Regions from separate parts of the Homo sapiens genome. Here region 1 is linked to region 2. The links are chromatin loops, found by intact Hi-C in ENCODE. Cell type or tissue: HCT116. All regions are shown on one strand. Each heading gives the region's core, and the rest is flanking DNA. Links, peaks and the distances in the headings are about the cores only.

Region 1 (15,634 bases), core at 3,587-11,586, 150 kb after region 2:
CGCGCCACCGCACTCCAGCCTAGGCGACAGAGTGAGACTCTGTCTCAAAAACAAAAAAGTCATCTTCCCATTATATTTATATTTATTTATTTAGCTGTCAAAATTTTAGCATATGTATTTCCTTTAGTTCATCCCCTCTGGGCAGAGGTTTTTGCCATAATGCTTGCTCCCAGCCAAGGAGGAAACTGCATTTATCTTATCTTTTCATCTTCCTACAGAATGCATTTCCGGCCGGGCGCGCGGTGGCTCACGCCTGTAATCCCAGCACTTTGGGAGGCCGAGGCGGGCGGATCACAAGGTCAGGAAATCGAGACAATCCTGGCTAAGACGGTGAAACCCCATCTCTACTAAAAATACAAAAAATTAGCCGGGCATGGTGGTGGGCGCCTATAGTCCCAGCTAGTCAGGAGGCTGAGGCAGGATAATGGCGTGAACCCAGGAGGCGGAGGTTGCAGCGAGCCGAGATCGCTCCACTGGCACTCCAGCCTTGGCGACAGAGCGAGACTCCATCTCAAAAAAGAAAAAAAAAGAATGCATTTCGGTAGCCTGTGACTTTCTCTATCTTCAGACTCATACTTCACATACATATGTTTAAGAACAAATTTTTAAAAATATTTGTGGGGAAAAGATGCAATTTTAATTTGTGGGTCAAAACTTATTCTGACCGCCTGCCTTCTGGAAAATAAAATCATTGTGGATAATTCAGAAAATTCCAAGAAGTGCAATAAGTTATGTCCAAATCACTTTGCCTGTACCTGAGGCTTAGACTTTTCATAGGCAAAGTCTATAAAAAAGTGACCTCTCCTTTTGAAACCATGGTATCTCTCTTGCAGTCTCCTAGCCAGTGTTTTTGCCTACCATCCTGCATCCTTATTATTAGATTGTTAGTTTCCTGGGGAGCATCTTATTATTATTAGATTGTAAGAGTTACCTGGGGAGCATAAAAGGAAATTTAATTTTAATTTTTATTTATTTATTTTTTTTGAGACGGAGTCTCACACTGTCACCCAGGCTGGAGTGCAGTGGCGTGATCTCGGCTCACTGCAACCTCTGCCTCCCGGGTTCAAGCGATTCTCCTGCCTCAGCCTCCCGAGTAGCTGGGATTACAGGTACCTGCCACTGCGCCTGGCTAATTTTTTTATTTTTAGTAGTGACAGGGTTTCACCATGTGGGCGAGGCTGGTCTGGAACCACTGACCTCGCGTGATCCACCCACCTCGGCCTCCCAAAGTTCTGGGATTACAGGCATGAGCCACCGCACCCGGCCCATAAAAAGAAATTTAAAAAAAAAAAAAAAAAAAAAGAATCAGCCAGGCGCAGTGCCTCATGCCTGTAATCCTAGCACTTTGGGAAGCCAAGGTGGTGAATCACGAGGTCAGGAGTTAGAGACCAGCATGGCCAAATGGTGAAACCCTGTCTGTATTAAAAATACAAAAACTTGGCTGGGCGCAGTGGCTCATGCCTATAATCCCAGAACTTTGGGAGGCCGAAACAGGTGAATTGTTTGAGGTCAAGAGTTCGAGACCAACCTGGCCAACATGGTGAAACCCCGTCTCTACTAAAAATACAAAAATTAGCCAGACATAATGGTGCGTGCCTGTAGTCCCAGCTACTTGGGAAGCGGAGGCAGGAGAATCGCTTGAACCCAGAAGGCGGAGGTTGAGCCAAGATCGCGCCATTACCCTCCAGCCCGGGTGACAGAGCCAGACTTCGTCTGAAAAAAAAAAAAAAACACTGGGGCCGGGCGCGGTGGCTCACGCCTGTAATCCCAGCACATTGGGAGGCCAAGGCGGGCGGATCACGAGGTCAGGAGTCAAGACCATCCTGGCTAACACAGTGAAACCCCGTCTCTACTAAAAATACAAAAAAATTAGCCGGGCGTGATGGCAGGCGCCTGTAGTCTCAGCTAGTCAGGAGGCTGAGGCAGGAGAATGGCGTGAACCCCGGGGGCGGAGATTGCAGTGAACCGAGATCGCGCCACCGCACTCCAGCCTGGGCGACAAAGCGAGACCCCGTCTCAAAAAAAAAAAAATTAGCCAGTGTGGTGGGGGGCACCTGTAATCCCAGCTACTCGAGAAGCTGAGGCTGGAGAATCGCTTGAACCTGGGAGGCAAAGGCTGCGGTGAGACTCCATCTCCAAAAAAAAAAAAAAAAAAAAAAAAAAACAAAGTTCTTTGGGGGATTTTTAATGAGTAGTGAGGATGGAGAATCATTAACTAGAATGATGGTATCATTCAGAGGCAATGGTATTCACTCTGGGCAGCGTAGCCATACTTTTCTTCTTCTTCTTCTTCTTCTTCTTCTTATTATTATTATTATTATTATTATTATTATTATTATATTATTTTGTTTTGAGATGGAGCCTCTGTCGCCCAGACTGGAGTGCAATGGCACGATCTCAACTAACTGCAAACTCCGCCTCCCGGATTCAAGCAATTCCCCTCCCTCAGCCTCCTGAGTAGCTGGGATTACAGGCATGTGCCACCACGCGTGGCTAATTTTTGTGTTTTTAGCAGAGACGGGGTTTCACCTTGTTGGCCAGGCTGGTCTCAAACTCCTGTCCTCAAATGATCTGCCCGCCTCGGCCTCCCAAAGTGCTGGATTACAGGCATAAGCCACCACGCCCAGCTCTACAGCCATACTTTTCTGGTGTGGGTGGGAGGTTGTTTTTTCCAGTCTGGTCCATGCCATGCGTATATTAGCACATAATACAAACCCTTACCAGAGCCTCTGATGTGTCAGGGACTCTGGGTTTTTTGGCCTTTGATCCTACTGTAGCACCTTATGTTCCTGAAGCATCTTGCACAGAGCATTGAATTCCAGTGAGCAAATGCCCTAAGGATTGCAGTCTGCACTTCCCCTATCCACAGAGGCATGACCTGAGGCTGTGTGATCAGAGCAAGCCTGAGGTGATTCAGAGTGCCCTAAAGCAAACTGGCATCCTAAAGGAAGCCTAAACCATGGAGTCAGCCACCAGCCTTTCTGCTGCTCCCTATCTTCTCTCACCAGCCAGGCACCATCCAAATAAACAACTTTTGATGGTGCAGGAGGAAGATCAAATTCTCTGCATGGTGTCCTCATGCATATTGGATTTCCTAGTAATGCACATATGAAAAACAAAGTTTGTGAACTTAGATCTGACAGATGCAGATTTGAATTCTAGCTATTTGTCCTTGAGCAAATCTCTAAACCTCCCTAACCTCCTGTGCCCTAATTCATAAACTGGGGCTAATAATACCTGCTTCATAGGGTTAAATGAGATAATGTGTGTCCAGGGCTTAGCACAATGACTGAAATGTAGTAAACACTCAATCAGCAGTAGTAGTGAGCCTTTTTCAGATGCTGTCTAATCCCACGTGGGAGGCTTTCCATGCAGAAAGGAAATAGAAGTGTGGTGCCCTCAGCGGGGTGTCTGCATGGAGATCTTGAAGGACTGGAAACAATGAAGCCTGTTCCCCCATATGTGATCACTGAGTACAGTTTGAAAGCTGGGGTTGTACTCACCCTCTCAGGACAACACTCCCAATCTCTTTTCTCGTAAGCAGTAGCCTGCTGCCTTTGCACACACTTCGACCATTTTCCCTGCTGCTTTGTGCTATTTCAGGGCTTGTGGGGGTGTAGGAAAGCTGCCGCCTTCCTCAGGTTGCTATTTAAAGACATTCTGAAACATTTTGCCACCGCTGCTCCTGCCACCACAGCTGCCACTCCTGTCCCAGCTGCAGGGAGCTGCATGGTCACTGACCACTCCAGCCCTTGGGCAGCATGCCTCAGCATAAGCCAGCCAGGGAGCACACACAGTTAGGTGTTGGGAGTTCTGACCGCCTATTTTTTGTTTAGGACTCCTGAGCTATCATCCCTCCCAAGGGTTAACTGCTACCCACCATCTTGGTCTTTGTCCCTAAACAACCTAAACTGTCCATGTCCCTGTAGCATTTTTGGCACTTGACCAGTTAAATATTTCTCCCTTTTTCTCAGGAAAAACCACACATGATACCCGCCTCATCTCCTTTCCACCCCATCTCCAATTTGCACTTTAGATGCTCTCCTCATTTAGTAGCCAGAAAGGGTAAAAGTGCCATTTATCTCTAGGTCTAGCAGAGAAAAATACTCTTAAAATAAAAGGTTTTTGAAAAGCTCAGTAACCTCCAGTTAATAATAATGCCACTGTGAACTTCAGTGTGTTTGAGATTTTCTATCTGTCAGGCATGGGTAGAAATCTCTTAGACATTAGTAATCCTGCCTTTCTTTACTGACCGTCCTGACGCTTTCAGTGAAGTGTCTCAAAAGCCTGGTCTTTCAGGTTTGAATTGGCCCTAATTTCTTTTTCATAGACCCATCAAAGTGAAAGTTTGGGTTTTATCAGGAAAGCATTATTCTTCTTCAGTCCAGAGCTCCTGAATGAGGTCCAGATTGTCTGTGTCCATTCTGCTTCCCCAATTTATTTGTTTCCTGCCCATTATCTTAGAGAGGCCACTCGCCTCAAAGACCTTGGAGTCTGGCCCCTTTCTGCTTCCCCGGCAGAATTCTTCCTGATGCTTTCCATTCTGCAGCATAGCTTGATCAGAGCTTCCAGTGTGCCAGCTACCAACATCATCTGACCTGCGCTGGCCTGATACTGTGTTCAGACTACATTAAATTCATTTCCCCGCATCTACGCCACCTCCCTCTTCCTCTCACTCGCCTTCATTTATTCATCTGCCCAGCCACTCTGCCTTTGGCTTCTCCTCTCTAGTCTTTGTTTTCAGAGCTGTGCCTTTCCCCCTCCTATTCATTCATTCATTCATTTGTTTATTTATTTATTTATTTTGAGATGGCGTCTCGCTCTGTTGCCCAGGTTGGAGTGCAATGGCGTGATCTTGGCTCGCTGCAACCTCTGCCTCCCAGGTTCAAGCAGTTCTCTGGCCTCAGCTTCCCAAGTAGCTGGGATTACAGGCACACACCACAATGCCCGGCTAGTTTTTTTGTATTTTTAGTAGAGACAGGGTTTCACCATGTTGGCCAGGCTGGTCTTGAACTCCTGACCTAAAGTGATCTGCCCACCTTGGCCTCCCAAAGTGCTGGGATTACAGGCATAAGCCACCGCGCCCGGACTTCCCCTCCTATTCTTATTCCTTGGTGGTAAACCCAATTTTCTTAATGTGGTGGTAATAATAACAATACTTTGAATTATTTATCACTTTGCTGATGATAGTGAAATACTCTCACATACATTATCTTTTTTGATCCCCACAATATACTCGTAAGGTAGGTGGTTATATGTGCCTTATGCCTCCCACTCCATGGTAGTGAAAATAATAACCACTTTGAGAGGCTGAGGTGGGGGGATTGCTTGAGGCCAGGAGTTTAAGACAAGCCTCGGCAAAATATCAAGACCCCGTCTCTACAAAAAATTTGTTTTTGTTTTTGAGATAGGGTCTTTCTTGCTTCGTTACCCTGGCTGGAATGCAGTGGTGCAATCACGGCTCAGTATAGCCTCAACCACCCAGGCTCAAGTGATCTTCCCTCCTCAGCTTCCCAAGTAGCTGGGACCACAAATGCGTGACACCATGCCCGACTAATTCTATTATTTCTTGTAGACAAAGGGTCTTGCTGTGTTGCTCAGGCTGGCCTCAAACTCCTGGGCTCAAGCAATCCTCTCACCTTTACCTCCCGAAGTGCCGGGATCATAGGTATGAGCTACTGTGCCTGGCCTACAAAAAAAATTTTTTTTTTATTAGCTGAGGCTGGGCACGGTGGCTCATGCCTGTTATCCCAGCACTTTGGGAGGCCAAGACGGGTGGATCACCTGAGGTCAGGCATTCGAGACCATCCTGGCCAACATGGTGAAACCCCATCTCTACTAAAAATACAAAAAATTAGCCAGGCGTGTTGGCGGGTGCCTGTAATCCCAGCTACTCAGGAGGCTGAGGCAGGAGAATCGCTTGAACCTGGAGACCTGGGAGGTGAAGGTTGCAGTGAGCCAAGATTGCGCCACTGAACTCCAGCCTAGGCAACAAGAGCAAAACTCCATCTCAAAAAAAAAAAAAAAAAAACGCTGGGCGCCGTGGCACACGCCTATAATCCCAGCACTTTGGGAGGCCAAGGCGGGCGGATCATGAGGTCAGGAGTTGGAGACCAGCCTGGGCAACATGGTGAAACCCTGTCTCTACTGGCCGGGCACAGTGGCTCATGCCTCTAATCCCAGCACTTTGGGAGGCCGAGGCGGGCGGATCACTTGAAGTTGGGAGTTCAAGACCAGCCTGACCAACATGGAGAAACCCTGTCTCTACTAAAAATACAAAATTAGCTGGGTGTGGTGGCACATGACTGTAATCCCAGCTACTCGGGAGGCTGAGGCAGGAGAATTGCTTGAACCCAGGAGGCGGAGGTTGTGGTGAGCCAAGATTGCACCACTGCACTCCAGCCTGGACAACAAGAGTGAAACTCTGTCTCAAAAAAAAAAAAAAAAAAAGAAAATAAACCCCATCTCTACTAAAAATACAAAAATTAGCCAGGCATGGTGGCACATGCCTGTAGTCCCAGCTACTCGGGAGGCTGAGGCAGAAGAATTGCTTGAATCTGGGAGGCAGAGGTTGCGGTGAGCCAAGATCACACCACTGCACTCCAGCCTGGGCAACAGAGCAAGACTCTTGTCTTGAAAAAAAAAAAATTACCTGAGCATGGTGATGCACACCTATAGTCCCAACTGCTTGGGAGCCTGAGGCAGGAGGATCACCTGAGCTTCAAGGCTGCATGCAGTGAGCTATGATCGTGCCACTGTACCCCAGCCTGGGTACAGAGAGACTCTGTCTCAATAATAGTAATAGTCATAATAAAAACCGCTTTGAGAGACGGTACAGTATAGTGATTAATAAAGAACACTACTCTGGAGTCAGGCTACCAGGGTTTGAATCCTGGATCTACCCATTACTAGCTGTGTGAACCTGGGCAAATTGGAAATGATAATTGTGTTGTGGGGATTGAGTTAATGTAGACAAAATGCCTGGAATCATACCTGGCATATACCAAGTACTATGTAAGGATTAGCTACCGTTGCCATTCATTCATTCTTCAAAGATTTACTGCATGTTAGGCTCTCTTCCAGGCCTCAGTGATGTAAGAGTTACAGGATGGACATAGTCCTGGCCCTCACAGAGGTCACAGTCTTCACTGACAAACCATCACTTCTTTAGCACCCACCATTTGCAATTCCTTGTGCTTGGATCTTTGTTTTTGTTGTTGTTTTGAGATGGAGTCTCGCTCTTGTCGCCCAGGCTGGAGTGCGGTGACGCCATCTTGGCTCACTGCAACCTCCGCCTCCCAGATTCAAGCAATTCTTCTGCCTCAGCCTCCCGTGTAGCTGGGATTACAGGTGCCCGCCACCACGCCCAGGTAATTTTTTTCCTATTTTTAGTAGAGAAGGGGTTTTGCCATGTTGGCCAGGCTGGTCTCGAACTCCTGACCTCAGGTGATCCACCCGCCTCAGCCTGCCACAGTGCTGGGATTACAGGCATGAGCCACCGTACCCAGCCATGTTTTTGGATCTTTAGATACATTAATTCTTATTGCAACCTTCAGGAGGCAAACTTATTCCCATTTTATAGACGAGATCACTGGGGTTCCTAGAAGTGAAGTAGTTTGTTCAAGATTCCCTAGCTAATAATTGGGAGCTCTAGGGTCCACTTCACTCAGTTTGCCTGCCTCCTGACCATTAGGCTTAATTCTGTGTGTCTGCCTCCCCAACAGGGTGTGAGCTCCTGGGTGTGGGAGCCATTCAGCAGAATACTTAGCCTAGTCTCCTGCACACAATGTGGGAAATTTTGCTGAGTTGTTCTCTACTGACAATTCTTGACTCTCTGCCCCGTAATAGTCTCATCTGTTCCCTCTCACATCTCTTAGCCACAAAATCACATCTTGGGCAAGATGAAGGTGCTTAGAAGTTGGACTGTTGCTTTCTGACAGATTCATACCACACCTAATGCTTATTCCAACATGTTTTTAAACAGAACTAGTCGGATTCTGGAGTCTTCTCTTCTGGACCTCAATCTAGAGAATCTTTTTTTCTGCCAGGACAATCTCCAGCCACCAGCTCCAGTTCACCTCTTTCCCCTGTCTTCACCTGTCTTATTATTTCGGTGTATAACTTGCGTGTTATTCCTCTGTTTTTGTCTTTGTGCCTCTTATTTATTTCTCAACCACAAAGGGAGTCACAATTGGTGGTTGATAGGATTGTGTGGAATGTAGCCTTCTTTCTTTTTGATCTTTGTTTGCTTCATCTCTTGTTTCTATAGAATATTGAATTTCTAAATACAACTGTTACAAGGAAAGGGGTCTCCATTCCAGACCCCAAGAAAGGGATCTTGGATCTCGCGCAAGAAAGAATTCAGGGCGAGTCCACATTGCAAAGTAAAAGCAAGTTTATTAAGAAAATAAAGTAGTGGGCCAGGCACGGTGGCTCATGCCTGTAATCCCAGCACTTTGGGAGGCCGAGGCGGGCAGATCACATGAGGTCAGGAGTTCAAGACCAGCCTGACCAACATTGCAAAACCCTGTCTGTACTAAAAAAAAAAAAAAAAAAAAGCTAGGTGTGGCATGTGCCTGTAATCCCAGCTACTCAGGAGGCTGAGGCAGGAGAATCACTTGAACCCAGGAAGCGGAGGTTGCAGTGAGCCGAGATCGTGCCACTGCACTCCAGCCTCGGCGATAGAGCGAGACTCCTTCTCAAAAAAAAAGAAAAAGAAAAGAAAAGAAAGTAGTGAAAGAATAGCTACTCCATAGACAGAGTAGGGCATTCCTGAAAGTAAGAGGAGGAACACGTCCACCCTAGGTACAATGCTTATATATATAGGATAGAAAAAGATCTTGGGGCCAGGCGCAGTGGCTCACGCCTGTAATCCCAGCACTTTGGGAGGCCGAAGCGGGGGGATCACCTGAGGTCAGAAGTTTAAGACCAGCCTGGCCAACATGGTGAAACCCCGTCCCTAATAAAAATACAAAAATTAGCCAGGCATGGAAGTGCTTGTCTGTAATCCCAGCTACTTGAGAGGCTGAGGCAGGAGAATCACTTGAACCTGGGAGGCAGAGGTTGCAGTGAGCCAAGATCACACCACTACACTCCAGCCCGGGTGACAGAGGGAGACTCCATCTCAAAAAAAAAAAAAACAAAAAAACACACACAAAAGATCTTGGGGAGATGTGCTCTGCTACAAGGGTTTGTGATAAATGATTAATTTTCTTAATTGCTATAGTTTGCAAGAATCAATATTATTATTATTATTATTATTATTATTATTATTATTATTTTCTGAGACGGAATTTCGCTCTGGTTGCCCATGCTGGAATGTAATGGGGTGGTCTTGGCTCACTGCAACCTCTGTCTCCCAGATTCAGGCAATCCTCCTGCCTCAGCCTCCCAAGTAACTGGGATTACAGGTACCCACCACCATGCCCAGCTAATTTTTGTACTCTTAGTAGAGACGGGGTTTCACCATGTTGGCCAGGCTGGCCTCAAACTCCTGACCTCAGGTGATCCACCCACCTCTGGCCTCCCAAAGTGTGATTACAGGTGTGAGCCACCATAAAATTAGGAATGCCTTTGTTAAAGCAAAATTTAGGAATGCCTTTGTTCCCAGATACTGGGATATCTGGACACTTCCAAGTCTGAGTCTGTTTGGTAAACATTATCAATCTATTCCCTTAACCATAAACACCTAGAAGTTAGGAATGCCTAACTTCTGGAAATGCAGCCCAGCAAGTCTCAGCCTCATTTTCCAGCCCTCACTCAAAATGCAGTCACTCTGGTTTTAACGCCTCTGACACAATGAGTGTATGCTAGCATTTAACGTTTTTGTCCTTTTATATTTAGCAACTCATTTTCCTATTAAGAAGTTATAGATGGAAAAACCTCTGCTAGATCACCGTGTCCAGAGTCCTTTTTCTGTAAATGTCTTATTTTTGACCATTCATGTTGTGTTTTGTTGATCTCACACAATAAGAACAGAATAGCCATTTCATTCACCAAGTTCCAGTAGTAAAAAACACCTTGAAATGTAAATGACCTTTAAAATATTAAAATAATTTTTAAGTGTAAATGAATCTACTCATTACCGTCTTTACTCATGGAGCTTGTGTTAGAGAGGTAGTCTAACTAGAGCCTTTTTTCTTCCTCTATTTTCATATATTCTGGATTGTGGTAATATGGTTTTTATAATCAAACAAATCAATTTAGGAAGTAAAGAGAAGAAAGATATTTGCCATTTATTTCTTCTTTTGATCTTAAAGATACAACCACTCCGCAAATGTTCCAGGTCAAGCTCATTGAAAGAGTCAAACACTGTCTTCCTGCTTTTCCATTGAATGTGCACCTGTGTGCCCAAGGCAGTCTTTTACTCACACCTTCCCTTTTCAGTTTGCCAAGCCTCTTCTGGTCCTTTCTGAGCCACGTCTAACCCTAAAGACTGCCCTTGTCCCTGAAGCTTCAGCTTTGTGTGTTTCAGGCCAACTGGCGCCTGGAAAGAGGGAGGGTGAAGAGAGAGGGAGACCGTGTGTGTGTGTGTGTGTGTGTGTGTGTGTGTGTGTGTGTGTAGAGAGAGGGAGACCGTGTGTGTGTGTGTGTATGTGTGAAGAGAGAGGGAGACCGTGTGTGTGTGTGTGTGTGTGTGTGTGTGTGTCACATGCGCTCTCTAAATTCTTTTGATAAAGAATCTGAACGCCACTCCCTTCCAAAGAGTTTTCAGACCAGGAGTCTGGGTACTTCTTTAAGATATCCTTGGCCTAAGCTTCTCAGATGGTGAAAGTGTTTGTTTCAACCACTGACTGCAAGCAGCTAAACTAGCTTTCCTGTGAATGAGACGCACCCAGCCTACTCACAGCCATACCCACTCCACCTTGCCCTGGAGTCCTTGGGCCTGATACAGTTGGGGGATGAACAGCAGGTGTGCTGAACTCATAATGAGAGGTTTCCGCTGTGGGATTGCCTATATCCTGCCCCCGACAGAGGCTCCTGTAACTTTACCTTTGAACTCTCCTTGTATTCAGCCCCTGATCCATGGGATTTGGTGACAATCCCTGGCTGGCAGGAAGCTTTGATCCTTGGGGAGTCCAGAGGAAGTCCTATGATGTGTGGGATCCCTAGAGTCACAGGGATTGGGAAGAAGCTCTATACCAGGATGGGTTGCTAAGATAGACCCATTAATTAAGCAGGAGGCTTTGCTTAACACTCAGTTACTAAAAACAGAGATCCGGTAACTGATAACAGGGAGCTCAGCACCCCTCAAGTGTGGAGTGGGTTTTGCACAGGCAGTATTGTTATTTTAAGGACACAGAAGTGCCCAGGGGGAAATTCCTACCCACACGGAGAAAGAGCAGAATACCTGTGAGTATCCCTTTTTAACAAGTAAAAGCTGACTTTACTTTGAATGTTAGGAGGCTCTAGCAAAAAAATCTCAAAGATATTTCTAAGTGAAAGATTCCTCTAAAAGGAAAAAAAAAAAAAAGATGACCTTGTAACAAACACTGGAGGATGGGGCACAGGAAGCCAGGAGAGCAGCCTGGGTGACAGAGTGAGACCTTCTTTAAAAAAAAAAAAAAAGTGGAAGCTCTAGAATTTCTATATATAGAGATGCTTTGGGCTATAATCCATTGGAGAGAGTGTTGGGAGATTTGTCTTTAGGCTGTACCTGCATAGCAAGCATGCTGGTTTTGCTTGGAAACTGCCTTCTTTTTGTGATGGCCTGGGAGCTGGAACTTACTAAAGTTCCCCCAAGCCATTTCCTTGGTGCCACCCACTGGCTGGGAATAAATGTCAGAGTGAAGGCACTTTCACAGAGCAGGTACAGGTTCCTCTTCCTCCACCCACCTCCAAAGGCGGAAATGACTTCCTTTGCTTCCAGAGAATTGCCTGCGTTTCTCTCTTAGAACGGAGATCACTCCATGTGGGGTGTGTGTACTGCCTCCCCACAGGGCTGTAGCTGCCACCTGGGAGGGTTCGTGCCTTATTCATCTTTTTTATCGCCAGCACAGTGCCTGGGCATGACAGAGGCCCATAGTACTGATTATTGAATGAGTGAGTAATCATGAGGCAATAGCGGTGGAGAGTCATCCTCTGCCGGGAATTAGCTCATTTTCATGCGGCCAGCCTCAGGAAAAATAAGACTTCCTTGCCCAAAGACAGGTTAGAAAGGGCACTCGAAGCCAGGCCTGGTGGCTCACGCCTGTAATCCCAGCATTTTGGGAGGCCGAGGCCGGCAGATCACAAGGTCAGGTGTTTGAGACCAGCCTGGCCAATATGGTGAAACCCAGTCTCTACTAAAAATACAAAAATTAGCTCGGCATGGTGGCGGGCGCCTGTAATCCCAGCAATATGGGAGGCTGAGGCAGGAGAATCGCTTGAACCCAGGAGGCAGAGGTTGCAGTGAGCCGAGATCATGCCATTCACTGCTCTCCAGCCTGGGGGGCACAGAGCAAGACTCCATCTTAAAAAAAAAAAAAAAAGGCACTCGGGTGAGGCCACAGAGTCAGGCCCCCGACCTAGGAGACCTGACTGTGGCTCAGAAGCTCCCTGAGAAAGCCCAGGAGGTAACTGCCCAGCAGGGACCAGGCAGCATCTTCCTGAGGTTTGCTCACAGGACTCAGGTGCTTCACGTGGTGACACTGGGCTAGGAGCATTGAGGGTTGTTTGCAGGCTGACCGTATAATATGTGGGTCCCAGTGCAGATTAAAATGCAGGGCTCCTTGCTAGGGAAAACAAATAACAACAACAAGAAGAAAGTACCATTAGTGCTGTGTGTGTGTGTGTATATATATATATATTACAGAAAAGGAGTCCCGATCCAGACCCCAAAAGAGGCTTCTTGGATCTTGTGCAAGAGGGAATTCAGGGCGAGTCTGCAGTGGAAAGTAAAAGCAAATTTATTAAGAGAGTAAAGTAGTGAAAGAACAGCTGCTCCATAGACAGAGTAGGACGTTCCCGAAAGAGGAGGAACGTGTCCACCCTAGATACAATACTCGTATATATGGGGCGATGTGCTCTGCTACAAGGACTTGTGATAAAGGATTAATTTTCTCAATTACTATACTTTACAAGTATCAAATTATCATCTTTAAAGCAAAATTAGGAATGTCTTTGTTCTCCAGATATCGGGATATCTGGACACTCCTAAGTCTGAGTCTGTTTGGTAAACATTATTAATTCATTCCCTTAACCATAAACATCTAGAGGTTAGGAATACCTAACTTTCTGGGAATGCAGCCCAGCAAGTCTCAGCCTCATTTTCCAGCTCTCACTCAAAATGGAGTCACTCTGGTTCGAATGCCTGTGTGTGTGTGTGTGTGTGTGTGTGTGTGTGTGTGTGTGTATAATTATTATTATTATTTTTTTTTGGAGGCAGAATCTCGCCCTATTGCCCAGGCTAGTGTGAGGTGGCGCCATTCTTGGCTCACTGCAACCTCCGCCTCCCAGGTTCAAGCAATTCTCCTGCCTCAGCCTCCTGAGTATCTGGGATTACAGGCATGCGCCACTACGCCTGGCTAATTTTTTAGTAGAGACGGGGTTTCGCCATGTTGCTCAGGCTGGTCTCGAACTCCTGAGCTCAGTTGATCCACCCAGCTTGGCCTTCCAAAAGTGCACAGATTACAGGTATAAGCCACTGTGCCTGGCCTGAAATATAATTTTTTTCCTTCCAAAGTCTGCTTTTTTTTTTTTTTTTAAGAGATGGGGTCTAAGTCTCTCTCTCAACTTGTCATGATGTTTATTATTTGCTGGAGAAAAATTAAAATGTTAAATTATTAGCATGAATTTTACTGTTCATCTTTACATTGTGCAATGCCAATTCTAAATGCAAATATAAGAGCATTAGCTCCTACACAGAATCACTGAAATTACACAATTTGTATTTCATAGTTTACACATGCATATGTATTTCCTTCTTAGCAGAACAGTAGAAACTCTACACAACACGAATTCAACTTTTATTTTTTTTTTTTTTTTGAGACAGGGTCTCACTCTGTCACCCAGGCCAGAGTGCAGTGGCAAGATCATGGCCCACTGCAGCCTCAGCCTCCTGGGTTCAAGCAATCCCCTCACCTCAGCCTCCCGAGTAGCTGGGACTACAGGCACACCCCACCACACCTGGCTAATTTTTGTACTTTTTGTAGAGATGGGGTTTCACCATGTTGTTCAGGCTGCTCTTGAACTCCTGGGGTCAGGCAATCCTCCTGCCTTGGCCTCTCAAAGTGCCGGGATTACAGGCATAAGCCATTGCACCCAGCTGAATTCAACTTTTTTTTTTTTTTTTTTTTGAGACAGAGTCTCACTCTGTGTTACCCGGACTGGAGTACAGTGGCTCAGTCTCAGCTCACTGCAACCTCTGCCTCCCGGGTTCAAGCGATTCCCGTTTCAGCCTCCCAAGTAGCTGGGACTACAGGCGTGCACCACCGTGCCCAGCTACTTTTTTGTATTTTAGTAGAGACGGGGTTTCACCATGTTGGCCAGGATGGTCTCAATCTCCTGACCTCGTGATCTTCCCACCTCGCCCTCCCAAAGTGTTGGGATTACAGGCGTGAGCCACCGCGCCTGGCCTGAATTCAACATTTTTATTTCATTTCTTTTTTTTTTTTTTTTTTTTTGAGATGGAGTCTTGCTCTGTCTCCCAGGCTGGAATGCAGTGGCACAATCTAGGCTCACTGCAACCTCCACCTCCCAGGTTTAAGTGATTCTCGTGCCTCAGCCTTCCGAGTAGCTGGAATTACAGGCACCCACCACCACGCCTGGCTAATTTTTGTATTTTTAGTAGAGACGGGGTTTCACCATGTTGGCCAGGCTGGTCTCGAACTCCTGACCTCAGGTGATCCGCCTGCCTTGGCCTCCCAAAATGCTAGGATTACATGCGTGAGCCACCGTGCCCAGCCTCATTTCTTGATACATTTACATTCGACCAACACTGTCTACCTTTGATTTACTGATAAGAAAGGACTGAAAGGAACAAGAATAATGGGTTGCCCTGCTGTGCCATTATTTTCAGTGTAAATGACTGGCTAAAACAAGGAAGTGAATGAGTAAGAAAGATGCAGTCGGGTTCCATGGTCCTCTGTGTTTTTTAGAAAGCCATTGCCTTCTTTCTGTGTTCGAAGCAACGCATGGAAAGTGCATGAAAAGTGTCGCCTCTCCAAGCTGTTGGGGCCTCCATTTGCCCACTCTTAAATGTAACAGCCATGCCTGCCTTGTACTTGCTTCTAGCCTTGTTGCCCTCCCCCATATGGTGAGTCCACCAGAATCCTGTGCTTATGGGGCACAGTGAACTCCAGATGCAAATGCTCTGGCAAAGAGGAGTGAACACAATCTTACCTCCTCCACTGACATTCACGCTCCCTGTCCCATTGGAGTTCATTTACAAAACACAGGTTCACAGGAGGCTGAGGCAGGAGAATCGCTTGAACACAGGAGGCGGAGGTTGTAGTAAGCCAAGATCGCACCACTGAACTCCAGCCTGGGCGACAGAGCACGACTCTGTCTCAAAACAAAACAAAACACACACACAAGTTGAAAAATAAGATTATTACGAATTTTTTTTTTTTTGGAGACAGGGTCTCACTCTGTCTCCCAGGATAGAGTGCAGTGGCACGATCACAGTTCACTGCAGTCACAAACTCCTGAGCTC
Region 2 (15,634 bases), core at 4,610-12,609:
GCACTGCGCTTCAGGCTGGGTAACAAGAGCAAAACTCCGTCTCAAAAAACAAAAAACATTTAAACAACAGGGAAGTTCATAATGTAAAAAATAGGGACTTCTGGTGAAAGACAGTGTACTGAACACGTTTATCTGCTCCCTCTGGAAGCCACAGGGACCAACAGAGCAGGAGAGAAGAGACCTAAAAGGTAATAGCCGACCAGGTGTGGTGGCTCACGCCTGTAATCCCAGCACTTTGGGAGGCCGAGGTGAGCGGAGCATTTGAGCCCAGGTGTTCGAGACCAGCCTGATCAACATAGCAAGACCCCATCTCTCAAAAAAAAAAAAAAAAAAATTAGCAGGGTGTGGTGGCAAGCGCCTGTAATCCCAGCTATTCGGAAGGCTGAGGCATGAAAAACACTTGAACCCGGGAGGCGGAGGTTGCAGTGAGCCGAGATTGCGCCACTGCACTCCAGCCTGAGTGACAGAGTGAGACTCAAAAAAAAAAAAAAAAAACAGGGTAATAACAAATGTTGCAAAGTTCAGTGGCGAGATCATAGCTCACTGCAGCCTTCCACCCAATGGGTTCAAGCAATCCTCCCACCTTAGCCTCTCAAATAGCTGGGACTACAGGCATGCACCACCATGCCCAGCTAATTGTTTTTTTTGTTTTTGTTTTTGTTTTTTTTGTAGAGATGGGGTCTCACTGTATTGCCCAGGCCAGTCTGGGCCCTAGTAGCTGATCTAGCAACTTGAGAAACTGGAAATCTAGATGTCTGCATGTGGAGAAGCCAAGAAGCACACTACTATACCTCAATAAAATTATTAATTTTTTTTTTTTTTTTTTTTTTGAGACAGAGTCTCACTCTGTCGCCCAGGCTGGAGTGCAGCAGCGCAATCTCGGCTTACTGCAACCTCTGCCTCCCGGGTTGAAGCGATTCTTGTGCCTCAGCCTCCCGAGTAGCTAGGATTATAGGCACCTGACACCATGCCTGGCTAATTTTTGTATTTTTAGTAGAGATGGGGTTTCACCATGTTGGCCAGGCTGGTCTCAAACTCCTGACCTCAGGTGATCCACCCACCTTGGCCTCCCAAAGTGCTGGGATTAGAGACGTAAGCCACTGTGCCCAGCCTAAATTTTTTTTTTGAAAAGAAAAATAAGAAAAAAAGGAGCAGGCTCCTTTTTACTGCAGAACCCTGGATGGACAGGAAGCACCAGATAAGCTCTAAAAATGGAGTTGAATTTAGAGCTTAAAACAGTTTGAAAGGCTGTATAGGATTCAGTAAATCCCTTCATTCGTTTCTTCCCTTTGTACAACCACCTCCACTTCCCAGCGAAAGACTGGAGGTTTACTCTTAAGAGATGTTGAGCCCAAGGGACTCTGAACTGGGTGGGAGAGGAGAACTGAAAAATAGGAGGTATAAATTGAAGTCTGCATCCTCAACAATGAGGCCTCCACCCCTTCCACTCAGGTGTCAGAGTCTTGGCAGCAGGTTTAGACGCCCCCATAGGACTACTGTGAGGATTAAATGTGTTAATACCTGTAACATGTTCAGAATTGTGCTTGGTAAATAGTGAATGTTTAATATTATTATTATTTTTGAGACAGAGTTTTGCTCTTGTTGCCCAGGCTGCAGTGCAATGGCGTGATCTCGGCTTACCGCAACCTCTGCCTCCCTGGTTCAAGCGATTTTCCTGCCTCAGCCTCCAGAGTAGCTGGGATTACAGGTGCCTGCAACCATGCCCGGCTAATTTTTGTATTTTTAGTAGAGATGGTGTTTCTCCATGCTGGTCAGGCTGGTCTCAAACTCCCGACCTCAGGTGATCTGCCTGCCTTGGCCTCCCAAAGTGCTGGGATTACAGGCATGACCCACCGCGCCTGGACTTAATGTTATTAACAAACTAAACAGTTTATTATTAAACCAAACTAAAAGTGGTTGCTTCTGTAGAGCCTGAATCAGATGGGAAGAAATGATGTCGGGCACTGCTATTTTTCACTATAAGCTTTCAGGAATATTTGGCTTTTAAAATTATGTACATTTATAAGAAGTTTTAAGTAAAAAGTAAAGGTCTGTCCCCACTGTCCACAACATATATAAATTTTAGAACAGGCTTCAGTCACACACCTATTCTTGTGGCTGGAAGCCCCACCAAAATCACAGGAAATGTATAGTAGGGGGAGGAGCTGCTGTCCAAATGGGTAGGGGGTTTTGGGGTTAACACAAAGAATGTTTGGCAGAAAGGCTACTTCATAGATGGCAATGATTGTTGGCTATCTCTTTACAGTTAACAGTTCCCTGGGTTTTTTTTTTTTTAAACATACATACAAACATAGAAAGTGTCTATTTTAGTAATAGGATCATACTACTTGTTTTGATATCTACACACACACACACACACACACACACACACACACACACACACATATAGATAGTGGAGGATGGGCGCAGTGGCTTATGCTTGTTATCCCAGCACTTTGGGAGGCTACTCGGGAGGCTGAGGCAGGAGTATTGCTTGAACCCGGGAGGTGGAGGTCACAGTGAGCCAAGATCACACCACTGCACTCCAGCCTGGGCGACAGAGCTAAACTCTGTCTCAAAAAAAAAAAAAAAAAAAGTGGAGAGGAATTTAGAAAAAGTTGGAAGGCTAAATAGTCCTAGTTGAGTAATTTAGGAATGCTTTATATATTTTTTGTTACTGTTGTTAGAGACAGGGTCTCACTCTTTGTTGCCCAGGCTGGAGTGCAATGGCTAAATCACAGCTCACTGCAAACTTGAACTCCTTGGCTCATGCAATCCTCCCACCTCAGCTTCCTGGGTAGCCAGGACTACAGATGTGTGCCACTGTGCCTGGCTAATTTTTTAATTTTTTCTAGAGACAGGGTCTCACTTTGTTGCCAGGCTAGTCTTGAACTCCTGGCCTAAAGTGATCTCCTGCCTTGGCCTCCCAAAGTATTAGGTTACAGGCGTTAGCCACTGTGCCCAGCTAAGGAGTGCTTTAGAAGACTCCCTGGAGGCAACATAGTTGGCCCAAGATAGTAGAAACAGTTTCTACCTAGTTTCTCTAGAAAGCGCTAGTGTCCTTATCTTCTAGTATGAATAAAATCTTAGGGATGGAGGAGGTGGTGAAAACTGCCTTAAACAGCATTGTTCATTTCAGTAAGTGGAACTTTTAATAACCTTTCTAGTTTCCTGCGTTGCTTCAGAAGACAAGTGTTAACAAGCCATTCTCCTGACTTTAAGCTTGCAATAAAGATTCTAGCACAGCATGTGATTTGTCCAGAGAATTAAACATGCAAGCTTGCATGTTATTTGGAGGCTTATTATGACCTTCTCAGCCTTTCCATTTCTAAAATGATTTCTCTCTTTTGAGTCATTAATCCTAAGTATGCATGTGTGTGTGCATGCATGTGTATTTGTGTGCTGTCATTTATTCAAAGGTGTTTTTACTTAAGTTGATTAATCCAAATGCATTGAAAATGATGCTGACCAAATTAATTCTATTTAAAGCTTAGTTGTTAGCCAAATGCTATATAAAATCTTGTCTAGGAACAGTCTTAATCCTTTCAAATATTTAATACTTAAAAAAAGACTCTAGATCAGGGGTCTCCAACCCCCAGGCCACGGACTGGTACTGTTCTGTGGCCTGTTAGGAACCAGGCCGCATAACTGGAGGTGAGCAGCGCCCAAGTGAGCTTTACCACCTGAGCGCCGCCTCCTGTCAGATCAGCAGCAGCATTAGATTCTCATAGGAGCACAAACCCTGTTGTGAACCGTGCATGCGAGGGATCTAGGTTGCGCAGTCCTTATGAGAATCTAACTAACACCTGATGATCTGAGGTGGAACAGTTTCATCCTGAAACCATTCCCCGCCCCTCTCCCCCTCCCGCCCCTGCCAACCCCAGTGTGTGGAAAAATTGTCTTCCATGAAACCGGTCCCTGGTGCCAAAAGGGTTGGGGATCACTACTGTCAATCATTTGCACAGATGGCTCGAAGACACTGGCTTCTAGATGAAACTGAACACTACCCCTCCATTCTTTACTTACTAGAATTAGACTGTCAAAATGTCGGGAGTGAGTCAGGGCAGGAATCCCTGAGGAGGAAACCTCCTTTTGAGAAGCAGATCCAGGACCCTCTGACATAGTCAGAAAGTAACAGGTCATTTTTTATAAAGAGTTTTTTTTTAGAGCAGTTTTAGATTCACAACAAAATTGAACAGAAGAGACAGAGATTTCCCTTACACTCCCTGCACTCACACAACATAGCCTCCTCCATTGTCACCATCTCCCACCAGAGTGATGCATTTTTTGCAGCTGATCAGTCTACATTGACACATCACCACCCAACGTCCATAGTTTACACTAGGGCTCACTCTTGGTGTTGTACAGCCTATGGATTTGGACAAATTTGCAATGCCCTGTATCTACCATGATGGTATCATACAGAATAGTTTCACCACCCTAAAAATCCTCTATGCTCCACCTGTTCTGTTCTCCCTCTCTCCTCACCCCGGCAACCCTTGATCTTTTTACTGTCTCCATAGTTTTGCCTTTTCCAAAATGTAATATGGGTGAAATCATACAGCATGTGGCCTTTTCAGCTTGGCTTCTTTCCCTTAGTAATATGCATTCGAGTTTCCTCCATGTCTTTTCATAGCTTGATTGCCCATTTTTTGGTGCTGTTTTTCCATTGTTTGGATGTATCACAGTTTATTGATGCATTCACCTACTGAAGGACATCTTGGTTACTTCCAAGTTTTAACAATTATGACTAGAGCTGCTATAAACAACCATGTGCAGGTTTTTGTGTGGACATAAGTTTTCAACTCATTTGGATAAATATCAAGGCAAGCAATGGCTAGACTGTATGGTGAAAGTATGTTTAGTTTTGTAAGAAACTGCCAAACTGTCTGCCTAAGTGGCTGTACCATTTTGCATTCCCAGCAGCAATGAATGAATGAGAGAGCTCCTGTTGATCTCCATCCTCACCAGCATTCCTGGTGAAATCAGTTCTCTGGATTTTGGCCATTCTATTAGGTGTGTAACAGTATATCACCAGTGCTTTCATTTCCAGTTCTCCAGTGACATAGGATGTGGAGCATCTTTTCATATGCTTTTTTGCCGTCTGTATATTTTCTTTGGTGAGATGTCGGTTCAGGACTTTTGCTCATTTTTAATTGGGCTCTTTTCTTTTCAAGATAGGATCTCTCTCTGTCACACAGGCTGGAGTGCAGTGACACCATCATGGCTTACTGCAGCCTTGACCTCCTGGGCTCAAGCAGTCCTCCCACCTCAGTCTCCTGAGTAGCTGGGACTATAGGCACTTGCCACTATGCCTGGCTAATTTTTTTTTTTTTTTTTTGAGATAGGATCTCACTCCGTTGCCCAGGCTGGAGTGTAGTGGTGCTATCTCAGCTCACTGCAACCTCCACTTCCTGGTTCAAGCGATTCTTCCACCTCAGCCTCCCGAGTAGCTGAGACCACAGGTGTGCCACCATGCCCAGATAATTTTTTGGTAGAGACAGGGTTCACCATGTTGGCCAGGCTGGTCTCGACTCCTAACCTCAAGTGATCTACCCACCTCAGCCTCCCAAAGTGCTGGGATTACAGGCGTGAGCCACCGTGCTCAACCCAGGTTTTCTTATTATTGAGCTTTAAGAGTTCTCTGTAAATTTTGGAAAACAGTCTCTTGTCAGACTGTTGTGGATGAATATTTTCTCCCAGTCTGTGGCTTCTCTTTGTATTCTCTTGACAGTGTCTTTCGCAGAGCAGGAATTTTTAACTTCAGTGAAGTCCAGCTTATCATTACTTTCTTTCACGGATTGTGCCTTTGGTGTTGTATCTGAAAAGTCATCACCATACCCAAGATCATCTAGATTTTTCATGTTATCTTCGAGGAGTTTATAATTTTGTATTTTGCATTGCAGTCCGTGATCCATTTTAAGTTAATTTACAAGTCATTTTGCTTTTTAATTTTCAGGCAAAATTCATGAAAAGTTAAGGAAGTTGGAGTAGCATATTAAAACATTTGGAAAAGTATGAATAGGCTTTCTCATTTATTAAGTGTATGGCCTTAAACAAACAACCTTTTAAAGTCTCAGATTCTTCATTTCACAATGAGGATAATAGTACTGACCTCATAGAGTTGATATGAGAACTAAATGAGATTGTACATGTGAAACACTTGGGAGCTTCCCGCTTGCTGAACATGTGGAGATGCTGGGAGTGGGGCTAGCCCAGAGAGGGCATGGAAGCTACACCCCCACCCGCTTGTCCTATCCATCTGTCTGTTCATCTGTGTCCTTTGTAATAACCTTTATAATAAACCGGTAAATGTTTAAAAAAAAAACACTGAACATCACATCTGCATGGTAAGTAGCAGTTGTTCTGGATGGTTCTTGCTATCATGATGTAGATGAAGAAGATGAGGATGTAGACATAAGATGTAAGGAGAATTATGATTTTTTTTTTTCATTCCTCATTGATTCTCAATTCCCTTTTTTGGGTAGGTGGTGGACTTTGTAGCAGCAACATTGCAGAGAGCCTGTGCAAGCCTGGCCCATCAGGCAGAGAGCACCGTGGAATCACAGACGCTGAGCATGTCCATGGGGCTGGTGGCTGTCATGCTAGGAGGAGCTGTTCAGGTGAGTTGTAGACATGAGGCAAGCTTGAATGGAGGGAAGGGAGAAGCGAAATACCAGTTGTTTTCCTTCCATATCCTTGTGAGAAATAAGAATGGATATTGTACATAGGAGAACCTAGATAAAGAAGTTAGTTTGTTAATGAGAATTCTCTCCAAAGTAGAGAACAAGAAAGTTGCACCATTTCTACTCTGTCACCTGCATAGACTTCACTATCAGAAGGGCAGGGTCCTTTCTACCTGTTACAATCTTAATTTGGGAACATCTAGCCTGGTGTTTTGCATCTGAGGTGAATACTAGATTTTCTGGCTCTCACTCTCCAAAGCTCAGCCCTTGTTTCTGCTACTGTTGTTGGGGAAAGTCCTCAACTGGTTGCATAGGATCCATCTATTTTGAATGCTCCATTTTAGCACAGGATTCATTCTTCATCCCTTATCAGGTAGCATGTTAAAGCTTTGCTTCCAGCCACTTTTAAGTATGTATGTCTTTTACATACCTAATTTATAATTTTTAAATTTATTTTTTTAAACACTACATATTGGCCGGGTGCGGTGGCTCACTGAGCCTGTAATCCCAGCACTTTGGGAGGCTGAGTTTGGTGGATCACCTGAGGTGAGGAGTTTGAGACCAGCCTGGTCAACATGGTGAAACCCCGTCTCTACTAAAAATATTTAAAAAAAATTAGCTGGGCGTGGTGGCGGGTGCCTGTAATCCCAGCTACTCGGGAGGCTGAGGCAGGAAAATTGCTTGAACCCAGGAGCCGGAGGTTGCAGTGAGCCGAAATCGTGCCATTGCACTCCAGCCTGGGTGACAAGAGCTAAACTCCATCTCAAAAAAAATTAAACAAACAAAACCTACATATTGCATACTTGTGTGCCACACATACTAAGCTAGGGTGCTGGGAATACAGCAGGGGACAGGGCAGACCGTCATGAAACTTGCAGTCCAGTAAGGAAGTCAGACACTAAATGACTGTTCAGAAATGTACTTAGAATTGAATGAAGGGTCTCAAAAGAGAAGTGGCGGGTACCAAGAGCACATAACATCTAACCTAGGCTGGGAAGATTTCCACTGAGGAAGTGTAAGCGTAAGCTAAGATTTGAAGGAAACTCTTCCAAGTAAGGAAAACATCACGTACAAAGGCTTAGAAGCAGCAAAGAGCTTGGTATACTTGAGACACTGATGGAAGGCTGGTGTTAGTGAATTGTAGAGACCAAGGGGAAGAGCATGCCTGCAAGGACAAAAGATAGTCAAGGGCTAGACCATGCATGTGTGTGTGACTGGCTGATTACATACCGAGTTAGGTGAGGAGTCTGCAGGAAAGCAGAATAGGCTTAGTGTGAGTCTTATGAAATCTACCCTGCAGCCAGCCTGCTCATAACCCTTAGCAATGAGTAGGATACCCTCTGGGAATGGATTTTTGAGCTTGAGGATTCAAATCTGATTCTGATTCTCGATGTATTAGAATATACCTTTCACTAGCCTGTCTAAAAGGAAAGGGAATTTTATCTGGGCCTGTTATTAGTGTGAAGCCCATTTCTTTAGATTTACTTAGCACTTCTAATTATATATTTTCCATATTGTTTTAAAAAAAAAGCTTTTGGTTCAGTTTCTAGAGCCATAGTATACCCTTGCTGTTAGAACTGTCAAGGTTTGGGAGGCCGAGGTGGGCGGATCAGGAGGTCAGGAGATCGAGACCATCCTGGCTAACACAGTGAAACTCCGTCTCTACTAAAAATACAAAAAAAAGGTGGCGGGTGCCTGTAGTCCCAGCTACTCGGGAGGCTGAGGCAGGAGAATGGCGTGAACCTGGGAGGCGGAGGTTGCAGTGGGCGGAGGTTGCAGTGAGCCGAGATCGCGCCACTGCACTCCAGCCTGGGCAACAGAGCGAGACTCTGTCTCAAAAAAAAAAAAAAAAAAAAGAACTATCAAGGAAAGTTTCACTGATGGAATCATTTTTCTTTTTTCTTTTCTTTTTTTTTTTCAGACAGAGTCTTACTCTGTCACCCAGACTGGAATGCAGTGGCACAATCTCAGCTCACTGCAGCCTCCACCTCCTGGGTTCAAGCAATTCTCCTGCCTCAGCCTCCCAAGTAGCTGGGATTACAGGCATGCACCACCACGCCCAGCTAATTTTTTGTATTTATAGTAGAGACAGGGTTTTGCCATGTTGGCCAGGCTGGTCTCGAACCCCTGACCTCAAGTGATTCACCCGCCTCGGCCTCCCAAAGTGTTACAGGCATGAGCCACCACGCTCGGCCGGAATCATTTTTCTTAAGTTGTATTCTTATTGGATTTAGTTGGCCAAATAGATTTTTGTTTTGTTTTGTTTTGTTTTTTTTTGGTTGAATATTGATTTGAATAGTCTTTTTCCACAAGGTGAGAGTGTGCTTTTTTTTTTTTTTTTTTTTTTGGCTTCTCTTTACTTCACACTTATCATTTCAAACCACATCCCAATGTAAGATAGATCACAAAAATCTCCATTTCCCTTTCTAGAAGCCCATTGTTGGAGGGCTGGCTGTGCACATTAGTTGTGTTCTAAGACAGACTCACCTGACTGATATCAAGGTTATACCTTGCAGGCCCCTGCCTTTCTGTGAGCCATCCTGACTCACTGATTACATCCGGCATTCCTCTGACTTTGCAGTTAGTTAAGTGAACATAAGCACGTCACCCCCTATACCTTTGCCCTAGATCTACTACTTTTTTTCTGTTTGAATCATGGATTTGTAAATGGCTTCTATAGTAATGCTGGATTTTCTTTCTTTGTATTAGAAAAAAATGTCATGGTTCTGAATTGTGTTTTCAGTTAATCATTGTCAGGCTAACAATATACTGTTTTTTCCTATTTCTTACTAGGATTCGTTGTTTTGGCTTATTAAAAAAGAATCTAACATCATCTGAACCTTTTTTGTTTCTAATTTATGTAATCAAAGTGATTATTAGAACATTGTGTCTGGGAAGAGGAGTTAATTTGGAAAAAGCATGTATTTAAGACTGCTGACAACAACAACAAAAACAAAATTAAAAAAAAAAAAAGGCCGGGCGCGGTGGCTTATGCCTGTAATCCTAGGACTTCGGGAGGCCAAGTCGGGTGGATCACGAGGTCAGGAGTTCAAGACCAGCCTGGCAAACATGGTGAAACCCCATCTCTACTAAAAATACAAAAATCAGCCGGGCTTGGTGGCGCGTGCCTATAATCCCAGCTACTTGGGAGGCTGAGGCAGGAGAATCGCTTGAACCCAGGAGGGGGAGGTTGCGGTGAGCGGAGACCATGCCACTGCACTCCAGCCTGGCAACAGAGCAAGACTCCATCTCAAAACAAACAAACAAAAATTTATAATTAAAAAAAAAAAGACTGCTGACAAGATAACTGTAGTTCCAGGCTCATTTTCTAAATTTCAGAGTTAGTCACCACTAAAAGTATTATACATTGGTTACTCCTCCCTGTCCCCTCAAGAAGCAGTTTCTGCATGATGTTGTATTGTCCATTGGTCTCTAAAGCACGAGGCTGAGCAGACCATTCCAGACCTTCTTTAGGAAAAACCAAAACCATGTTGTTCCAGGGAGGCAGCAGAGCTTCTGGTTAAAAGCTGGGCTCCAAATCTTGAAATCTAGATTCTACTGGGGTGGGGGCCCATTATTGGGAGAGAAAAGGTGCATCTCTTCTCTAAAGGGGAAGGGGGCTTTAGCTTGGTCTTACTCTACACTGCTTAGGTCATGTTTTTTTTTTTTTTTTTTTTTTTTTTTGAGATGGAGTTTCGCTCGTTGCCCAGGCTGGGGTGCAATGGCACGATCTCGGCTCACCGCAACCTCCGCCCGCTGGGTTCAAGCGATTCTCCTGCCTCAGCCTCCCAAGTAGCTGGGATTACGGTCATGCACCACCACGCCCGGCTCATTTTGTATTTTTTTTTTTTTTGTAGTAGAGATGGGGTTTCTCCATGTCGGTCAGGCTAGTCCCGAACTCCTGACCTCAGGTGATCTGCCCGCTTCCGCCTCCCAAAGCGCCGGGATTACAGGCATGAGCCACCGCGCCTGGCCTGCTTAGGTCATGTTTTTGATCAAAGACCATTGCTCAGACTCTTTGGCAGAAAGGTTACCAGGAGCATGGACTGTGTTTTAGGTGCTGCTGACTTACATATTAGAATCATTGCAAACGATTAGAGGCTGGGGTAGAAGTAGTGGTAAGCAAGCTAGAGGTCTATTGCAGAATGGAGGAAGGGGAGAGAGGGACGAGCCGCTGAAATCTGTTGCATGCTGGTGAGGCGAATTGGTTGAGTCAGTTCCTGTGCTACAATGCTGTCCTTTCTCTTCTTCACCGAGCCCAATTTGGGTGCTCTATAGAACTGCTTGGGAAAATTCCCATTATTTCAAGCTGTTATATAGAACTCCAAAGAGCAGACAATCCTTCTTAATTGCTGTTGCTTTCAAGCAGCCTCATTTAGAGATGTCTTACTTTCTGCCATATTTAATAAACCTGCCACAGTAGGTACTTAATTAACAGTTTTTGAATGGATGGATAAATGGAAGGAAGAAAGAATAAAAGGAAGAAAGGAAAGGTGATGTCTAATGAAGGAGGCATGATTTGTTTTGTTTTGTTTTGTTTTGTTTTGTTTTGTTTTGTTTTTTCAAAAGGGCATGAGCTCAAAAAGTTGAAAAACACTGCCCTCACCCATAGTGAGCAACCTCCAGATCTGGGCACACCCATGGGAGTGTTGTGAATGTTAGTCATGTGTTATCAGGGGCAAAGGAGAGCCATGCTTCTTGTTTTCACAGGCTTTCACTTGATTATCCTCTAGGTAATCCAGTCTTTTATCAGAATTTCCCTAGAGTGGAGAGGCATCCTTCAACTGCTTGTATGCAGGTGATCAAACTGGCTAAAAAAGCCCTTACTTGCAAACCACAGTGCCTCCAATTTTACAACTTAAAAAGAAAATGACTTTCCAGTTAACTAAGCTGACTAGTTCTCTCTAATTCTTTTGCTTTTGAGATTAAACCATCTATTTCTGGAATTGTCTTCATTGTGCTCATTTATACACATCGTTAAAGATTTTCAGAGCTTTGGCCAGGTGCCAGTGGCTCACGCCTATAATCCCAGTGCTTTGGGAGGCCGAGGCAGGAGGATCACCTGAGGTCAGGAGTTCCAGACCAGATCAGCTACTCGGGAGGCTGAGGCAGGAGAATTGCTTGAACCCAAGAGGCAGAAGTTGCAGTGAGCTGAGATCACACCATTGCACTCCAGCCTGGGCAACAAGAGTGAAACTCCCTCTCAAAAAAAAAAGGCTCCTCAGCTGGGCACGGTGGCTCATGCCTGTAATCCCAGCACTTTGGGAGGCTGAGGTGGGAAGATCACCTGAGGTCAGGAGTTCGAGACCAGCCTGGCCAAAATGGCAAAACCCCATCTCTACTAAAAATATAAAAAAATTAGCCGGGTATGGTGGCGGGCACCTGTCATCCCAGCTACTTGAAAGGCTGAGGCAGGAGGATCGCTTGAACGTGGGAGGCGGAGGATGCAGTGAGCTGAGATCATGCCATTGCACTCCAGCCTGGGTGACAAGAGCAAAATTCCGTCTCAAAAAAAAGAAAACAGAAACAAACTCCTCACATAGCTGCTGCCACCCAGTGCATTTCCCTGGACAACCCCAGGGGCTAGATGTTCAATGAGTAAATACCCCCATACAGGTTGTGGGCACCTGGTTGTCCAGCCCGAGGCCAGGGATCCCAGGTCACACCCTTGATCAGGGAGGGATCAAGGTGCTTCTGCCATGCCCAGGATTGAGAACTCTGTGGATGCAAAGAGGGGTGGGTGGGAAGCCTGGTGTGGTGGCTCACGCCTGTAATCCCAGCATTTTGGGAGGCTGAGGTGGGCGGATCACATGAGGTCAGGAGTTTGAGGCCAGCCCCGGCAACATGGCAAAACCCTGACTCTACTAAAAATACAAAAATTAGCCAGGCATGGTGGCCGCACCTGGAGTCCCAGCTACTCAAGAGGCTGAGGTGGGGGAATCGCTTGAACCTGGGAGGTGGAGGTTGCAGTGAGCCAAGATTGTGCCATTGCACTCCAGCCTGAGCAATAGAGCAAGACTCTGTCTCAAAAAAAAGAAAAAATTGCAATTCCCTAATGACTTATGACATTGAGTATGTCTTCCTATGCTTATTTGCCATCTGTATATCTTCTTTGGTAGGGTATTCTTCTTTGGTAGACCTATCTGTTAAGGTCTTTTGCCCATTTTTAAGTCAGGTTGTTCATTTTCTTATTGAGTTTAAAGAGTTCTTTGTATATTTTGGATATTAGTCCTTTTTCAGATATGTCTTTTACAAATATTTTCTCTCATTCTGTAGTTTGTCTTCTCATTCTCTTGACAGTTTCTTTTGCAGAGCAGACATTCTTAATTTTAATAAGGTCCAGGTTTTTAACTATTTCTTTCATAGATCATGCCTTTGCTGTTGTATTTAAAAGGTCATTGCTTTTAAGAGGTCATCTCAATTTTCTACTATGTTAACTTGTAGGAGTTTTATAGTTTTGTATTTGACAGTTAGGTTTATGATCCATTTCAAGTTAATTTTTGTGCAAGGTGCAAGGTCTGTGTCTAGATTCATTTTTTCACATGTGCATGCCAGTTGTTCCAGCACCATTTGTTGAAAAAACTGTCTTTTCTACTGACACTTGTTCCAATTAAAAAAAAAAAAAAGAAAAAAGAAACTGTATTTTTTTTTCCATTTAAAGCCTTTGCTCCTTTGTCAAAGTTCAGTTGACTCTATTTATCTGGGTCTATTTCTGGCCTTTCTGTTCTGTCCCATTGATCTATTTGTCTTGGCTGGTTTTTTTTTTTAGAAGAAATTGTTATATAGAAGAGAAATTAAAAAAGAGGCCAAATAGACTGTAGGTAAATTATTCTCATTTTAGATGCTTTAAAAAAGTCCATGATACAACCGAGGCACTGAATGAAGTTTAGCATAATGATAATACTAGTATAATTATTTGAAAATGTCTCGGCCGGGCACCGTGGCTCATGCCTGTAATTCCAGCACTTTGGAAGGCCAAGGTGGGCGGATCACCTGAGGTCCGGAGTTCAAGACCAGCCTGGCCAACATGGTGAAACCCCGTTTCTACTAAACTATAAAAAATTAGCCAGGCATGGTGGCGTGTGCCTGTAGTCCCAGCTACTCGGGAGGCTGAGGCAGGAGAATGGCGTGAACCCGGGAGGTGGAGGTTGCAGTGAGCCGAGATTACGCCATTGCACTCCAGCCTAGGCAGCAGAGCGAGACTCCGTTTCCAAAAAGAAAAGAAAAAAATAAAAATAAAAAGGATTTTTTTTTCTTTTTTTTGAGACAGAGTCTCGCTCTGTTGCCCAAGCTGGAGGGCAGTGGCGTGATCTCAGCTCACTGCAACCTCTGCCTCCCGGGTTTAAGCGATTCTCCTGCCTCAGCCTTCCGAGTAGCTGGGACTACAGGCACATGCCACCATGCCCAGCTGATTTTTGTATTTTTAGTAGAGGTGGGGTTTCGCCATGTTGGCCAGTAAAAAGGACTTAAGATCCTTAAGGTATTCAAATTTTCAGGGTCTCCTGAAGCCTCATCTGATAATTTCTCCAGTGTTTTCAAACAGAAAAGTATTACCATTGATTCTTACTTTTCATTGATCACACATACACCTTTTGGGTGGCAGTGGGTGAGGGGGGTGCTTTCCAGTGAAGACCAGAAAACCTGCTAGACAAATTCTAATAGAGCTGTAACACTCATGCACCTTTCTTAGTAGTAAGGCATATGACATTATTCAGACAAAGCTTCCATGGAGAATAAAATGTTATATAATTTTCACTTCCACTTTCCAGAAGAAATCCCTTTCTTCCCGTTTTCTCTGTGATCCCTTCCAGATCTATGGTGCACTTGCATACTGACTGGCCACTTTAGATCATGTAGTTAAGAACAGCCTTATCTTTTCAAGGGAGACTGCGTAGGGTATTGGGTGAGAGTGTGGGCTCTGATCCCAGTTTCTTGAGTTCACATCTTACTATCTTCCAGTCTGTGACCTTGGGCATGTTACTTAACCGTTCTGTTTCCACCTGTTTAAAATGTAGATAATAATAGTCATTATATCACAAGGATATGAATGTGTGTGTGTGTGTTTTATCTTAGAAAAGAACCTGTATATGATAAGTGTTCAATAAATGTTAGGTATGATTATTCAACAAATGGTATTCAGTGCTGGACCCAGGCAATACACTGATTACACCATGAGCAAGATTTGATCCCTGCCCTTTTTTCTCAGAATATGTTTCCTGGTGCTCAGGTCATATTGAAATTTGCTATGTTAATTTGGGTTTGACATTTTTTATTTCATTTTGTAGTTGAAGTCAAGTGATTTTGCTGTTCTGAAGCAGTTGTTGCCTCTGTTGGAGAAGGTATCCAACACATACCCTGATCCGGTCATCCAAGAACTCGCTGTTGATCTCCGCATCACCATCTCTACCCATGGAGCCTTTGCCACTGAGGCCGTCAGCATGGCTGCCCAAAGTACACTGAACAGAAAAGATCTGGAAGGGAAAATAGAAGAGCAGCAACAAACCAGTCATGAAAGACCCACTGATGTAGCTCATAGCCACCTTGAACAACAGCAGAGCCATGAGACAGCCCCCCAGACAGGCCTGCAGTCAAATGCTCCAATCATTCCTCAAGGAGTCAATGAGCCCAGCACTACTACAAGTCAGAAATCTGGAAGCGTAACCACAGAACAGCTCCAAGAGGTTCTTTTGTCAGCTTATGACCCTCAAATTCCAACACGGGCTGCTGCCCTGCGTACTCTTTCCCACTGGATAGAGCAGAGAGAAGCAAAAGCCCTTGAGATGCAAGAGAAGCTTCTCAAGGTGAGTAGAACACACTGTAAAGACACATGGGCACAGGGTGGGGCATTCATTCAACTCAAGTATTTTTGGAGCCTGGACTATGTGTCAAGTGCTGTTCTGGACCACCCTCCAGAAATTTGTGAATTTTGTGAGGAGGCAACACTTAGA

What was found. Peaks named below come from ENCODE experiments on the same cell type or tissue, not always from the same donor. Only the 100,000 strongest peaks of a DNase experiment are listed, where the experiment ranks them.
Region 1: it touches region 2 in a loop (5-fold over the local background); 2 of 110 quality-filtered maps call a loop at or near these places.

Annotation. Positions count from the first base shown.
Region 1 is chr16:69,061,507-69,077,140 of GRCh38, forward strand. The region is part of intron 17 of TANGO6 (transport and golgi organization 6 homolog); the gene reads left to right. Among named protein-coding and RNA genes, the nearest start is that of HAS3, 36 kb to the right of the region's middle. RefSeq lists enhancers at 1,389-2,207, 10,152-10,871, 10,872-11,589, 11,590-12,308, 12,309-13,026. In HCT116, for the core only: no CTCF peak of the experiment used is centred there; DNase peaks (open chromatin) are centred at 8,185, 10,625 and 10,895; H3K4me3 peaks cover 2,566 bases; H3K27ac peaks cover 4,649 bases.
Region 2 is chr16:68,912,597-68,928,230 of GRCh38, forward strand. It overlaps TANGO6 (transport and golgi organization 6 homolog), which reads left to right. Exons shown (of 18, transcript NM_024562.2): 12 at 6,489-6,623; 13 at 14,972-15,487. It also overlaps the pseudogene RNU7-42P. Among named protein-coding and RNA genes, the nearest start is that of TANGO6, 77 kb to the left of the region's middle. In HCT116, for the core only: no CTCF peak of the experiment used is centred there; DNase peaks (open chromatin) are centred at 9,255, 10,795 and 11,335; H3K4me3 peaks cover 1,798 bases; H3K27ac peaks cover 5,076 bases.